Regions from separate parts of the Homo sapiens genome. Here regions 2, 3, 4 and 5 are each linked to region 1. Evidence: chromatin contacts called from ENCODE Hi-C or POLR2A ChIA-PET data. All regions are on one chromosome and are shown on one strand. Each heading gives the region's core, a stretch centred on a gene start or an enhancer-like site at or near the end of the contact. The rest is flanking DNA. Distances are from core to core; before and after follow the strand shown.

What was found. A loop is a pair of places that touch in the nucleus more often than their neighbours do. ChIA-PET counts read pairs that join two places held with the same protein, here RNA polymerase II (POLR2A). Pooled maps may share reads with other maps.
Region 2: a loop to region 1 is called in a map with no recorded cell type, with 3 times the contacts of the local background. The contact joins the promoter of CSK here to the promoter of NPTN in region 1. A Hi-C loop is called at or near these places in 1 of 37 single-sample maps with no recorded cell type and 6 of 50 pooled maps. POLR2A ChIA-PET finds 5 or more read pairs at or near these places in 1 of 52 experiments (activated CD4-positive, alpha-beta T cell).
Region 3: a map of CD8-positive, alpha-beta T cell shows a loop between it and region 1 (27-fold over the local background). The contact joins the promoter of SENP8 here to the promoter of NPTN in region 1. A Hi-C loop is called at or near these places in 5 of 168 maps with a recorded cell type or tissue (B cell, CD14-positive monocyte, CD4-positive, alpha-beta T cell and 1 more), 1 of 37 single-sample maps with no recorded cell type and 16 of 50 pooled maps.
Region 4: a map of B cell shows a loop between it and region 1 (8-fold over the local background). The contact joins the promoter of HEXA-AS1 here to the promoter of NPTN in region 1. A Hi-C loop is called at or near these places in 4 of 168 maps with a recorded cell type or tissue (B cell, CD4-positive, alpha-beta T cell, ascending aorta and 1 more), 1 of 37 single-sample maps with no recorded cell type and 9 of 50 pooled maps.
Region 5: a map with no recorded cell type shows a loop between it and region 1 (17-fold over the local background). The contact joins the promoter of PKM here to the promoter of NPTN in region 1. A Hi-C loop is called at or near these places in 4 of 37 single-sample maps with no recorded cell type and 13 of 50 pooled maps. POLR2A ChIA-PET finds 5 or more read pairs at or near these places in 2 of 52 experiments (B cell and BJ).

Annotation. Positions count from the first base shown.
Region 1 is chr15:73,631,973-73,634,672 of GRCh38, reverse strand. It overlaps NPTN (neuroplastin), which reads left to right and starts at 1,284. Exons shown (of 9, transcript NM_012428.4): 1 at 1,284-1,548. The coding sequence starts at 1,458. RefSeq lists silencers at 1,128-1,427, 1,508-1,767.
Region 2 is chr15:74,780,714-74,783,413 of GRCh38, reverse strand. CSK (C-terminal Src kinase) reads right to left here and starts at 1,334. Exons shown (of 13, transcript NM_004383.3): 1 at 694-1,334. RefSeq lists enhancers at 57-632, 1,675-1,744, 1,765-1,884 and silencers at 865-1,124, 1,235-1,454.
Region 3 is chr15:72,117,050-72,119,749 of GRCh38, reverse strand. It overlaps SENP8 (SUMO peptidase family member, NEDD8 specific), which reads right to left and starts at 1,347. Exons shown (of 2, transcript NM_145204.4): 1 at 1,286-1,347. MYO9A (myosin IXA) reads left to right here and starts at 1,600. Exons shown (of 42, transcript NM_006901.4): 1 at 1,600-2,070. RefSeq lists a silencer at 1,479-2,248 and an enhancer at 2,449-2,658.
Region 4 is chr15:72,374,778-72,377,477 of GRCh38, reverse strand. HEXA-AS1 (HEXA antisense RNA 1) reads right to left here and starts at 1,365. Exons shown (of 1, transcript NR_027262.1): 1 at 1-1,365. HEXA (hexosaminidase subunit alpha) reads left to right here and starts at 1,464. Exons shown (of 14, transcript NM_000520.6): 1 at 1,464-1,758. The coding sequence starts at 1,506. RefSeq lists enhancers at 705-754, 1,085-1,224, 1,116-1,672, 1,673-2,228.
Region 5 is chr15:72,229,877-72,232,576 of GRCh38, reverse strand. PKM (pyruvate kinase M1/2) reads left to right here and starts at 1,387. Exons shown (of 11, transcript NM_002654.6): 1 at 1,387-1,461. RefSeq lists silencers at 946-1,445, 2,006-2,515.

The sequences.
Region 1 (2,700 bases), core at 35-2,534:
CTGAGGTTTTGAAGGACATAGTTTTCACTTCAATCAACAACATGCCATAGTGGTCCTGGCCTTTGCTAGAAATTTTGGTCTGGAACCACCAGCTGTTCAGTTCCTGTTGAAAGTTCCAGACCACTTTAGCTTGATAGAGATTGCGAGGGTCTCCTTCTTCCAGGTCCTCCAAACCCTCTCTTTAAATCAAGTCAGGCCACCAGGACTGTTTACTTGGCCCCTCAGAGTTTCCACAGACACTCCCAGGACGTCTGCTGTGAGTCAGGGATGAGCTAAGCCATAGAAATTCCTTTGCCAACCACAAGCCCTGAGGGTAGTACAAAAAATACCCCTAAAAAGAGCATTTCCCAAACTTCTATGCAAACAGTAGTAACCACACTGCCAATCACCCTCCAGAGTGCTTTGCTAGATCCTTTCCTATGGGGCCATTTGACCCTTCCTCACTCCTCTGCTAGCCTAGGCAGTGCACTCCATGAGGACGGGGACTACCTTTTCATGTGGGTTTCACTATGTGCCTGGCACACAGCACGTTCTCAATAAATGTTTTCCGCATTAAGACGCTTCTTAGGAGTCTTCATGTAAGTTCATACACGACTTCCTTGTAGAATTGTGTCAATGAACATGCAATTAGGCTAGCTGAACTTCAGGCCCTGAGAGTCTATGAAGCTAAAATAAGGCCCAGATGTGGGGTGGGAGGGGGAGTAGGCAGAGGCGGCAAAGGAGGACATTTCAGGCAAAGGGAGCAGATGTCCAGGCAGGAAAGCACAAGGTAACGGGGGCACAGGGGGCGCACCACTTTTCCTGGAAGGAAAAAACAGCAGATGAGAGAAGGAGGTTGGAGCCAGTTACCAGTAGAGGTCTATGTTCAAAGTCCAGAAGGAAGAAACAGCAGGACGGGGACAAAGAGAGGAAGGAGGAAAGGAGGCACGGTGTATGAAACTCTGTAGCCAAGAGCGCTAACAAATGAAAGGCAGGATGGGTGGAGGAAATGTACTGTGTTCCAAAGCTTCCTCTTATTTATGGGTGCTCCCGGGCCACAGAGGAGTAAACTGAAGGACTTCCCAGCTCCCCACTGCCCAGAGAGCTAGCGGAGTCCCGCCTCGCCCCGTCACATGGCCAGAGGCGCCCTCGGCACGTGACCTACCTCGCGCTAGGCCAATCAGCCTCTGCAGGGGCGGGGCCACCGAGTCCGCGGGGCGGGAGTCTCCGTCGGAGCCGCCTCTTCTCGCGATCCTTGCGGCGGTCGCTCCTCAGCCGCCCACGACCCGGAGCGAAGGTCTCGCGAGGCCTGGGCGCTGCGGCGGCAGGAGGAGGACGGGGAAGGACGGAGCCGAGCCGCGGCTGCCTCCCTCGCTCACTCCCTCGCGCACTCGCCCGCCCCCTCCCTCCCTCCCCTCCCTTCCCCGGCCCCGGCTCTGGCCCCGGCCCATTCGCTGTTGGGTCTTCTGCTAGGGAGGATGTCGGGTTCGTCGCTGCCCAGCGCCCTGGCCCTCTCGCTGTTGCTGGTCTCTGGCTCCCTCCTCCCAGGGCCAGGCGCCGCTCAGAACGGTAAGCGGGGCGCCGGGGGCGGGCCGGGCGGGGGTTGAGGGGCGCCGGGGCCGGAGGGGGCCCGGCTCTGGCCTGAGGAGACGCTGGAGCTCGGGGAAGGGGGCCGAGTGGGCGTCTGAGGGGCTGCGGGTCCGAGAGGAGGTACCGGCTGCGGGTTTGAGGAGGCGCGGGTGTGAGGACCGGAGGCTCCTATCCGAGCGGCGGGGGCGTCCGGGGTGAGCCCGAGGTGTTGCCCACTCGGAGGCTCCACGTCGTGGGGCTCGTCGTGCCGGGTCGGCGAGGGGACACGGAGGAAGCCGACGTGGGGAGCTGGAGTAGCGGGGGCGGATGAGGAGGGGGCGCAGCTCTTAGGGAGGGTGGCACAAGACCGGCGTTTGTGTTCCGGGCGACGGGGATGGTGGTGTCCGTCAGGCCCCCCGGGAGCTGGGGTCGTCCAGGATTCTACTGAGGCCCCGTAGGACTGGTGACATCCTTAAAAATAAGGGGGAAATTGGGGGGAAGAGAGTCCTGAGGAACACTAATGGTGAGCTGAGTACTAGAGACCAAAGGAGGGGGTAAAGAATCAGGGAACCTTGGATCTAGGGATAGAGGGAAGGTGGGTGGGAAGATGAGGGAGTGGGTTGACTGCAGTAGGGGACCTGGAGAGAGAAGCAGCAGTGTCTCCAAATGAGCTGGGGGAAGAGGGCTGGGTTTGCTAAAGAGGGTGGAGTGCTGGGCATTCTAGGGTAGTGGTTGGGAGAGCAAAAAGGAGTTTCTAAATAAGGAGAGGAAAATGAGCAGAGGATGGAGGGAAAGGGTTGGAACTGAGGTGGGGGAATATTTATTAGAGAAGTAAGGAGGCCTGGGTATAGAGATGGGGGTGGGGGAAGACGAAAAATAAGGGAAGGGAGTAAAATGCAGGAAGTCGGGGGTGTAATGTTGGTTTGCAGTGTGGAGGATAAATTAGGGAAGGGAGGAGTTGGGATGTGGCAAATGCTGTATGATATTGGTCGGGCCTTTGGGAAAACAGGGACACATAGCTGCAACTAATTGCAGTGGTGGGATTGAGGGCAGTGACTGGCGACAGGGAGATGGGGAAGTGGATTTTTGAGATTTAAAAGTTTCAAGACAGAAGAGACGTTATTTCCGAGGAACATGAAAGTGGCCCCTGGG
Region 2 (2,700 bases), core at 85-2,584, 1.1 Mb before region 1:
CTGGACACACCCCTTCCTGACACCTGGTCTGGGCCACAAAGAGCCTAGGAGAATGGGCTGCCCAGGGTGCCAGAAGGTGGGGGCATGGTGCTAATGCTCCGTTACCTCCCCCCGGGCAGAAGGCCTGCCCAGTTTCCCACCCAAAGATCCCTTGGCTTAGGCCTGGTCTTCTGAGAGGCCAAGGGTGACAGGCTCAGTCCTAGGACCTGGGCTTCTAACTGCTCACCCGAGGTGGCTGGGCCCTGGGCTTGCTTGCAGCCCGCAGGGTCATGGTGGGGTAATGAGGGAGGGGTCAGAACCAAGCAAGCCAGGGCACCTGCGGGGAGGCCCTGTACAGGGAAGGGCAGGGGAGTCCAGCACTCTCTCTAGGGACCTGGCCCATACGGATCCTCTTCCTCCAGACTCCAGCCACCTCCTACTCTGAGCTCCACAGAGGGGGGGACTCGGGATGACCCGAGAAGACGAGTCCGTGGAGCTGCAGGGCAGTACCTCCCTCATGCACTCCCTTCCAATTTGGGTTCTGACAGTGGCTCCTGGGAGAATTCGAACCCGTGCAAGGGAGTAAAGGAGAGAAGGGAGAAGTGGGAGAAGAGGGGAATGGGAGTGGACGCGACAGTGGCAGCAACAGAGACTAGACGCGCGACCTCCACCCTCTTCCCTCCAGGGGACACTCCGGGACGGCCAGGCACTCACCTCTCTTGGGGCACTGCGGTCCGGGCCACCTCGCCGCGGGCGGCATCAGCGGCCTGCGGGACGGTCCATGCGGTCAGGGGGGAGGGGAGGGGCGCAGGGGTCCCCAGGGGGTGCGGTACAAAGAGGTATGGGTGCAAGGAGAGGGGAGGAGGGACCGCCAGGCAGAGGCAGGGGGACGGACGCACGGCCCGGGTCGCGGAGGGAAGAAAGGCGGGGGAAGGGGGCGGGAGGGAGTCGGGGGGAGGAAACAATGTAGCCGGCGCGGCCCCGGCAGAGTTCCGCTTCCGAGCGCCGCCACTGAGGTTCGATTTTGGAACGTCGCGCTGGCTGCCGGGGGCCGCCCCGGACGCTCGATCGGGGCCGCGGGGCTCCTCGCGCTCCACGCCCCGCGGGCTCCGGCGGCCAGAGGCTGGCTGGGGCGGGAGGGACGGCGGGCCGGGTTACGGCCCCGACGGCGGCGCAGCCGGGCGGTCGCCCGGCTCGGACCCCACCCCGGCAGAAGCCCCCGGGCAAGGCGCGGGTGGGGCAGGAGCGGGAGGGCGGCAGCGGGCTCGGCGGCGGCGGCGGCCAACCTCGGCTCGCCCAGGGCTCCGCTGGGAGGAAGCTCGCAGGCCTGGCGAGAGGAAGCGCGGCCCGGATCCTCCGCCCGCGGCAGCGCGCCTGCGCGAGGGGGCCTGCCCGGCGCGCGGCGGGGCGTGGGCCGGCGGGGCGGCGCCCCCTGCCGGGCGCCGGGGGCACTGCGGGGGGTGTGTCCGCGCCCACGCCCTGCCCCCACTTGCCGCCTGGCTGCGTTGAAGGCTCCGAGGGTCTCTCCTCAGCCGGCCTGGGAGCAACCTCCCAGCCTTCTCTGGACGCAGCTTTCCCGCTGCAGAAGCGCTGGGGGCCGGGCCTGGGCCCCTCTCCTCAGGTCTGTTTGTGGAGAGTGGGCCTGATTCGCAGCAGAAAGCCTTCATTCATTCATTCACCAACATTTCCTGGCGCTGACATCGTGGCGGAGCCTGCTCTGGAGTCTATTGGCAAGACCATTTCACTACCGTCAAGGCGTTCTCGGTCGGGTGGGGGTAGGCTGACAGGCCGACAGACAACGGCAAGGAAATAATTGATCAAAGTGGAGAGGTGGTGGACACGGTTCCCAGGAGGCAGAAAGAAAACTAGGGCTAACGGGGAGACCTCACACCTCACAGAGCCGGGACCAGGCAGAGGGAACAGCATGCACAAGGGCGGGGAGTGCGGAGGGAGCTTGGTGGCTTCTGGGATCTAAATATAGCTCAGGCGGCTGCCGCTTGCAGTGTGGGTGGGGGAGAGTGGTGGGAGATGGGTTCCTGCAAACAACAGGGGCAAAAGAGATCCAAAGAGCCTCATGGGACTTTCTTGGAGTTTATGTTCAGCCTGGAGGCAATAAAGAAGTTGTCAGCAGCTCTGTGACCTTGGGCAAGTTACTTAACCTCTCTGTGCTTTAGTTTCCCCATTTGGTAAAATAGGTGATATATAATGGCACCGACTTCTTAAGTTTTTGTGGGGAGGGGAGGAAATGAGTTAATACGTTTAAAGTGCTTAGTATGCAGTAGCTGGCACGTGAGGAGCCCTCCGTTAAGCAAGGGCTGTTACATCACTGTTAACGAAAAGCAGGGAGATGACCTGCTCTGAGCCACAGGAGAGGACAGCGTGCTCAGGCATGACAGGGGTGGGAGAGTGCAGGGTGGCGGGGGAACAGAATGGGGATGCAGTGATGAGGGTGAGACCGGGGAACAGAATGGGGATACAGTGATGAGGGCGAGACCAGAGACTCCAGCGTAGGGAGGAGGTAAAGGTGGGGGACTTTCTAGGGACTAGACCCTGAAGCAAGGGTCAGGCTTGGGTGGACAGAGGGAAGAGGCACTCTTGGGGTTGGGGGGGAGGAAGTGGGGCATGCTGACAAAGTCTTGGAACACAAAATAAGCATGAAGAGGCCCGAGGGAGCGAGAAGAGGGCAAACAGCCCTGTGGGAGACGGAGCTGGGAGACAGTG
Region 3 (2,700 bases), core at 98-2,597, 1.5 Mb after region 1:
CGGGGACGGAGTCTCGCTCTGTCACCCAGGCTGGAGTGCAGTGGCGCGATCTTGGCTCACTGCAAGCTCCGCCTTCCGGGTTCATGCCATTCTCCTGCCTTGGCCTCCCGAGTAGCTGGGACTACAGGCGCCTGCTACCACGCCCGGCTAATTTTTTGTATATTTAGTAGAGACGAGGTTTCACCATGTTGGCCTGGATGGTCTCGATCTCTTGACCTCGTGATCCACCCGCCTCGGCCTCCCAAAGTGCTGGGATTACAGGCGTGAGCCACCGCGCCCGGCTAAATGACCTCCATCTTAATGTTACAGAGCCAACTGTCTCAACTTCCTTCTCTCTAGTTTAGTGAGTCTCAATCTTTAGCATTAGAGTCACCTGTGGAGCTTTAAAACAGTAATGACACCTGGCACAACCCAGAATTTAATTGGTCTAGAGTGGGGCAACAGTATTGGTTTTATTTAACAAAAAGTTTCCCAGGTGATTCAAATGCACATACAAGGTTGCGTTCCACTAGTGATCTTGATCTTATAAATTAGCCTCCCTCACCCTCGAAGAGGCCACTTCTCGGTTTCATGGTACGCTTTTGAGTCTTCTACCTAAACAGAAAACATTCCTGAGGGCCATATTCTCGTTCCTCATTTCTCTAACTTTATAACGATGCTTCTTTAAAGGGAAGTCTACACTAGTACGGTTTCCATCAGGTTTATTTTACTTCTTTTTTCTCTTTCAGACCACCACTGTCACATGCTCTTGCGCCCGTTATTCTGCTTTTACCTCCTTTCGTATTTCTTTGACCAGGTACTGGATTACTAGTCTTTTAACACAGTCCTCTAAAAGTGACCCAAAAGTCACCCTGGAAAGGGCTTCCTCACGTTATCCTCCTACACAACCTGGGACCCCTCTTCTGTGCGCAGACAGCATCCCGTGCATTTTTCTCTATTGTCACTTTATTGTACTACCACTGCGGATTCTCTCACGGTCTCCTATACAAAAGCACTTCAAAAAGCTGACACCACTTAATTCGCCTCTGACATTCTGGAACCCAAGGCATGGAAACCACTCAGTGAAAAGTCTGAGAAATGAATGGAAACGGAGGTCGGGGCGGGGACAATGGAGGGGGCAGTGGGTGGAGAGAGCGTGCGTGTTTGAAAAGGGGCGGGGGCTATGACCGGCGGCGCTGAGAATCCAGGTCCAGAATCGGGAGGGAGCACGGATACGCCAGAATCTGAGTGGGTGGGAGAGCGATCCACTGCCGAGACAAACCGAAGTGGGGAGGAGGCTTCTTACCTGCCTCGGGCCTCACCACCCCAACCAGCCTTCAGGCACCTCTGTGTTGGCCGGAAAGCGACAGCTACGGTCGCAAACTCAGAGGTTTCGTCCCCAACCTTGCGACATCCCTTTCCAGTACAGGGAGAATCTAAAGCTGAGTTCCCTGCTCTGCCGTAAGGTGAAGAAGAAAAAATTTGGGCGGGGCCGCCTGGGGCGTAGGAAAGGGGGCGTGTCTGCGCAAGCGCACGCTGTACTCTCCAGTGGCGTCACGTGCGGGGGCGGGACAGGGCGGGGCCGACCCGTGCTGGCAGTAGGGGGCGTGGGAGGTAAGTGCGCGCGCGCCTGCTCGCCTGCAGCCGGGGAGTCGCGCGGGGCGGGGCCGCGTGCGCGGGGTCGGGGGCGCGCGACCGAAGCGGATAAGGGACGCGGCGGCGGTTGGCTGTGTCTGTTGAGAGAGTACAGGACAGCCCGGACTGCGAGAGGCGGCGGCGGAGGCAGTAGTTGCACCGGCAGAGGCGGCCGCTGGCAGCGGTTGAGGCGGCGGTCCAACGCGTGCTCTCTGGGCGGGGTGCGGCGGGGGATGTGCCTGCTCAGGCCGGGCGGAGTCTCTCTGACAGGGCGGGGGATGCGCCGCGGCCGCTCGCCCGGACCCTGAGGCTGCTGGGCCCACCCTCCCGGAACCGTCCGACCCTCGGTGGCCTCGGCCTCTTCTGCCATCTCCGGTCCTACCCTGGGGCGGAGGGTGGAAGGCAGCTTCCGTCGAAGAGGAGGGGGCTGCGGTGGCCACCGCGGCGGAGCCCGAGGTAAGACCCGCCCAAGCGCCCAGCGGCCCTGCAGCCCGTCCTGGCCCACGTCTCAGCCTCGCTATTTGGCTCCGGTCGGGCCGCCCCGCCCCGTCCCAGCGGAGACGCCCCGCGAGCGGGTCTGCGCCGAGCCTCCCAAACACCAGATCACGGCCCCGGATCCCCAGTAGACCCCACCCCCTGTATCTTCCATTGGCCGGGCACCATTCCGGCCCTCCAGCCTCCCCGGAGATTCTGTCACGGTCCCCCCAACCCAGCAGACCCCATTAGTACCCCTCAGAGTCCCTTAGGACTCTTAATGGAGCTTCTAGACTACGTTACATCCTCCCTTGGGCTGACGTGATTACAGTTCTCAGGCAAAGTCTCGACCGCCCCCTAACCCATTGCGTCCCCCATGTGCCCCTCGCCCTACTCTTCTTAGTAGAACCCCTCCCAGCTCGCTCATCACCAAGCCGACTAGCACTAACCCTAGCCATCACGGCTTTCAGATAGCCGCTGTCATGGTGTTCTTACTCCCGGTAGATGTGGTGTCAGTCCCTCTAGACACCGTCACAGACTTTGGCTTCTCTCCCACCACCGACTGTAGCCTCTCTCAACAGACCTCTCCTCAAGCAAACCTTGTTATCTTTC
Region 4 (2,700 bases), core at 116-2,615, 1.3 Mb after region 1:
GATGAATCTCTGTATTGTCAGAATGTTTCTTTGATTTCCCATCAAAGCCATGTATGTGTAACTAGTAATTAGGTACCTACGACCTGAATATAAATTATCATTATTTCAGTAGCCCTTTATTTGTTTTTGAGAAAGGGTTTCACTATACTGCCCAGGCTAAACTTGAACTCCTTGGTTCAAGTGATCCTGCCGCCTCAGCCTCCTGAATAGCTGGGAGTAGCTGGGACTACAGGGATGTGTTATCATGCCCAGTGAAAGCCCTTTATTTTTAAAAGTTCATTTTCCTGATCTTTACATGTATTTTAATACTAAAATTAAATTTAAAAATTTTAAAAAGTACCTACTAACCAAATAATGCCACCCAATAACAATAGCATTATTTGTATTATGTTCTGGTAATATAGTGGTGAACAAGGAAGACAGGGTCTCTGATAACTGTGGAATTCTCCTTGATCACTTCTCAAGCCTCTCTTCCGGATACTATTTCTTGGATCTACAGCTGTCTTCCTTCCCCACTTCTGTAGTTCAGTCTCTCATTATTCTCTACCTCCAATAAAAAGGGGCCTCCTAACTGGTTTCTTATGCAACTACTCAACATGGTATTTCTAAAATGCAGATCTTTCGGGATGATTTTCAATTGCTCAGAGAATAAATTCCTTGACTTTCTACGTAAGGCCCTGCAGGACCAGGCCCCTGTCATTATCTCTGAGCACTCTCCATCTTGCACCCAAAGCCCCAGCAATATCTTACTGCTTTCAGTAAATACACACCGGGCTATGTGGGGTTTTGTCTGGGGAAAGGGGATGTGAGTTGTAACTAAGAGATTTATAGTCAATCTTGAAGGGAAGAGCTCATATTGGAGGCAATGGAATGCCTCAAGCTGGCTCTGAAAGTACACATTTTTTCCAGTCATAAGTAGATCACATTTGTGTGATCTTGTGATCCTCTCTCTAGCAGAGCCGTGCAGACTACCTACTTCCGGCCCTTTCTTGCCCCACGAAATTTCACATCACAACGACTTGTGGTTTTAATCCTCCGTTTTTCTGCTTCTGAAGTTACTTCAGCCTGGCAAGTCCTTTACCTCCCCGTAGGCCTGGCGAGCTGCATCACAACATTCAAGATTCACCCTAGAGCCATCTGGGAAACTTTCTTCTCCAGGTCGCCCTGCGTCCTCGCCTCCCCACCCCGTTCTTCTCGAGTCGGGTGAGCTGTCTAGTTCCATCACGGCCGGCACGGCCGCAGGGGTGGCCGGTTATTTACTGCTCTACTGGGCCCGTGAACAGTCTGGCGAGCCGAGCAGTTGCCGACGCCCGGCACAATCCGCTGCACGTAGCAGGAGCCTCAGGTCCAGGCCGGAAGTGAAAGGGCAGGGTGTGGGTCCTCCTGGGGTCGCAGGCGCAGAGCCGCCTCTGGTCACGTGATTCGCCGATAAGTCACGGGGGCGCCGCTCACCTGACCAGGGTCTCACGTGGCCAGCCCCCTCCGAGAGGGGAGACCAGCGGGCCATGACAAGCTCCAGGCTTTGGTTTTCGCTGCTGCTGGCGGCAGCGTTCGCAGGACGGGCGACGGCCCTCTGGCCCTGGCCTCAGAACTTCCAAACCTCCGACCAGCGCTACGTCCTTTACCCGAACAACTTTCAATTCCAGTACGATGTCAGCTCGGCCGCGCAGCCCGGCTGCTCAGTCCTCGACGAGGCCTTCCAGCGCTATCGTGACCTGCTTTTCGGTTCCGGGTCTTGGCCCCGTCCTTACCTCACAGGTGAGTCGGACTTGTCCCGCCCTGTTCCTGGGCCCTGAGAGTGCCTGCCTGGGGACAGTTCCCCCAGGGCTCCAGAGACGCCCTATGGGCTTTTGTCCAGCCCTCTGATCACAGGCACTCCACTTCCTCCTCGAGCTGCATTAGGTTTTCATCCAAAGATAACTACTATAGGACTACGGTTCAATCAGGAGATTAATTTATGGAAAATACTGTGCCAGCAGAAATCTAAGGTGATCCTTCTGACCGTGTTCAAGCTAGCCAGGGTCCTAGTGAGACTGTGAGCAAGGGCTGAGTAGAGACCAGAGAAAACACTCAAAATTGGGGAGACATAATACAAGAACTATGCAAAGTTACATACAAGTTTCTGGCACATAGAATGTTTGGCGGGCGGATCACGAGGTCAGGAGTTCGAGACCAGCCCGGCCAACATAGTGAAACCCCGTCTCTACCAAAAACACAAAAAATTAGCCAGGCGTGGCGGCGCGCGCCTGTAGTCCCAGCTACTCGGGATGCTGAGGCAGGAGAATCGGTTGAACCCATGAGGTGGAGGTTGTGGTGAGCTGAGATCGCGCCACTGCACTCCAGCCTGGGCAACAGAGCAAGACTCCCTCTCAGAAAAACAACCCCCCCCCCCAAACAAAACAAAACAAAACAAAAAAAGTGTAAATTGTGAAAGAAATCATAGAACATAAGGAAGTGAGTTTCCAGCGGCCACTTGGAATGGGATGGTAGATGTAATTAGCCGGGACTGAAAAGAGGGTATTCCAGGCAGGAAGAAGGGCTTGAGCAGAGGCACAAAGAATTATGATTGAGTTCAAAGTTCAGGTCTAGTGGATGTGATGAGTGGGGGCTGGGGATTGAGGAGGGATGAGGGTGGGGAAAATGTGGGGTTGAAGAGTCAAGAGCGCTTTAGACATTGGTTTCACATAAAATGGAAGGGGC
Region 5 (2,700 bases), core at 138-2,637, 1.4 Mb after region 1:
TCTGATAGAGAGGAATCTAACCCTCCCTAGGGGGGCATGTCTTTTTTCCTTCTCAACAACTTCATGTTCTTTCACCACCTTAATAATCAAGCATTTCCTTCCCAACAACAACTAAAGGGACCAGGAAAGACTTACAGAAGAAAGTGAAAGATTTTTATCTCACTTCAAACAGAAATTTACTTTTAGGCTGTCACTGTCTCCTCCCAGCTTATCTGAGCTAACAGGAAGCGAATGAAGGCCTGTGATTCAGCTGCAGGCAGCGGGTATGCCTGAGCAGGTCACACCCATTTGGTCTCTTTTGCCAGGAAAATAAAAAAAGAACCTAAGAGAACGGTCTTCACATTTTGAATGCGCAACATTGTATCTGTGAATGAAGGCAAGAGTTAACAGCTGTTTAATTGATAACTGCTCGCATCATTAGTTGCTGGCTAACAACTGGGAAATCAGAAAATGTCTTGTAGAAAAATGTAAGAAAAGTTCCAACAATACTGACTTAAACACGACAAAGGTGAAAACAGAAATGCTGACTCCTGCATAGGTTATCGGCCCTAATGTTCTGACTTGATATTTCCAGATGCCCAGCTCTGCGCTAATATCAACACCGTCTATTTACTTTCTACTCTGAGGCATTCGCTCTGCAGGATTCCAGACCCTACTAAATTATTCACATGGCCCCAACCGGTCCTTCCTTGTTCCGCGGTCCTAACACAATGAATGGTCCTAAGAGGAAAACGGCCTCGCGCTCCCGCTCCAGGCCCACTTCGCAGTCCCTAGTTCTCCCTACTGCCGCTCCAGTGCCAGAGCCCCTCCGAAGGCGGCCAGGACCTCCAACCACGCACAAGTCTGCAGCTCTCCCCAACTTTCCGTTCAGCTCAGTCTCCGAGGGTGCGCCAGAGCAGACACCCGGAGGAGTGGGGAGTGGCAGGGCGGGGCCGGGAGAATGCTGCCCCGGAACCCATAAATCTGGGCCCTGCCCAGGTAGGCCGGGACAGCTGGGGTGGCCTGGGCCGAGAGCCAAGAAAAGACACCCCATCTGGCAGCCCAACTTGGCGGCAACAGGTGGCCCGGCGCCCGGGGGTCTGGGAGGAAAGTCGCTCCGGGGGCGGGCCCCGTTGCCCCGCCGCGTCCCCATTGGTCATCAGGTTTCTTAAAATGTGACTCTGAATCTGTGTCCTTCCGCCGCAGAATTTAGTCCCACCGAAAGGGCAACCTGCCCGCGCGTTCCGCCGCCGCCGCCGCGCTTCCTCCTGAAGGTGACTGCGCCCGCGGGGACGCAGGGGGCGGGGCCCGGGTCGCCCGGAGCCGGGATTGGGCAGAGGGCGGGGCGGCGGAGGGATTGCGGCGGCCCGCAGCGGGATAACCTTGAGGCTGAGGCAGTGGCTCCTTGCACAGCAGCTGCACGCGCCGTGGCTCCGGATCTCTTCGTCTTTGCAGCGTAGCCCGAGTCGGTCAGCGCCGGAGGTGAGCGGTGCAGGAGGCTACGCCATCAGTCCCCACCAAGGGCCAGTCGCCCGGCTAGTGCGGAATCCCGGCGCGCCGGCCGGCCCCGGGCACGCAGGCAGGGCGGCGCAGGATCCAGGGCGTCTGGGATGCAGTGGAGCTCAGAGAGAGGAGAACGGCTCCTCACGCCTGGGGCCTGCTCTTCAGAAGTCCCCAGCGCCGTTCCTTCCAGATCAGGCGGGTCCGCCGGCTCCTTTCCCGCCCCAGCCCTACCCCCTCATTCTGGTCCCATCCTCTTCCTCCTGCCCCAATCCTCAATGCGCCTCCATCCTCGCCTGCCTTCTCTCGGTCCCTCGTGATTGATTCCACCCTTGCTTCCCCTTTCTCCGCGCCGCCTGTTCCGTGCTCGTTTTCCCCTCTTCCTCCTTAAGTCTGGTCCTTCCACCCCCTCCTCTTCAAGCTGTGCGTGTCCCCTGATTCTAATGCTTTCTGTGTAACTCATTGAAACTGCGTTCTGGTTCCCCTCCCGCGTCCATTCTCCATTCATGCGCGACCGCCCTTCCCGCGCCCCAGTTCCCTCTCGCCGCCCCTCCCCCTGCTTGCTGGTCACGTCCGCTCCCCCGCATCCCCTTCCTCGCCTGGCGTGTCCGCTCCCTCCCTCCCTCTCTGCTCTGGTCGCGCCCGCCCACTTGCTCCGGTCTCCGAGCGCGGTCCCACCCCCCTTTTCCATCACCGCCTCCCAGCTCCCAGCAGGCTCGGGCGGTGCTGAGGCCCCGTGTCCGGGGCGGGCGGGCGGAGGGCTGGGCTGGGTGCCCCGCGCGGCGGGCGGGATGCGGCGGCCCGGGGGCAGCTGGAGACTTACGTAACGTTGGCCTGCCCCGCTGCCGGGAGGCAGGGCGGTTGCCCCTGCGGCGCGGTGCCGTCCCCTGTGGCCGGGATTAGATGGGCGGCCTGCGAGGGCCTGGGAATGGCTCGGGGCCCGAGAGCTCGACCGGCCCTTGCCGGGTGGCCGCCAGGGACCACGCTCCATCTCGCCGCGGCCGGGCTGCACGTAGCGGCCGCGCCCAGGGCCCACCCCGCTTCACCGGGCGATGGCCTTGGGCCTCGTAACGGGCGGGATAAACCTCTGCAGGCTTTGCTGGGGCCTCCTGGCCCTCGCCCGTTCCGCGCCTCTCCGGCACGTTTCTTTCTTTTCCTTTCTTTTTTCTTTCTTTTTTTTTTTTTTAATTATCCGGCACATTTTTTAACAAATGCGTCCTG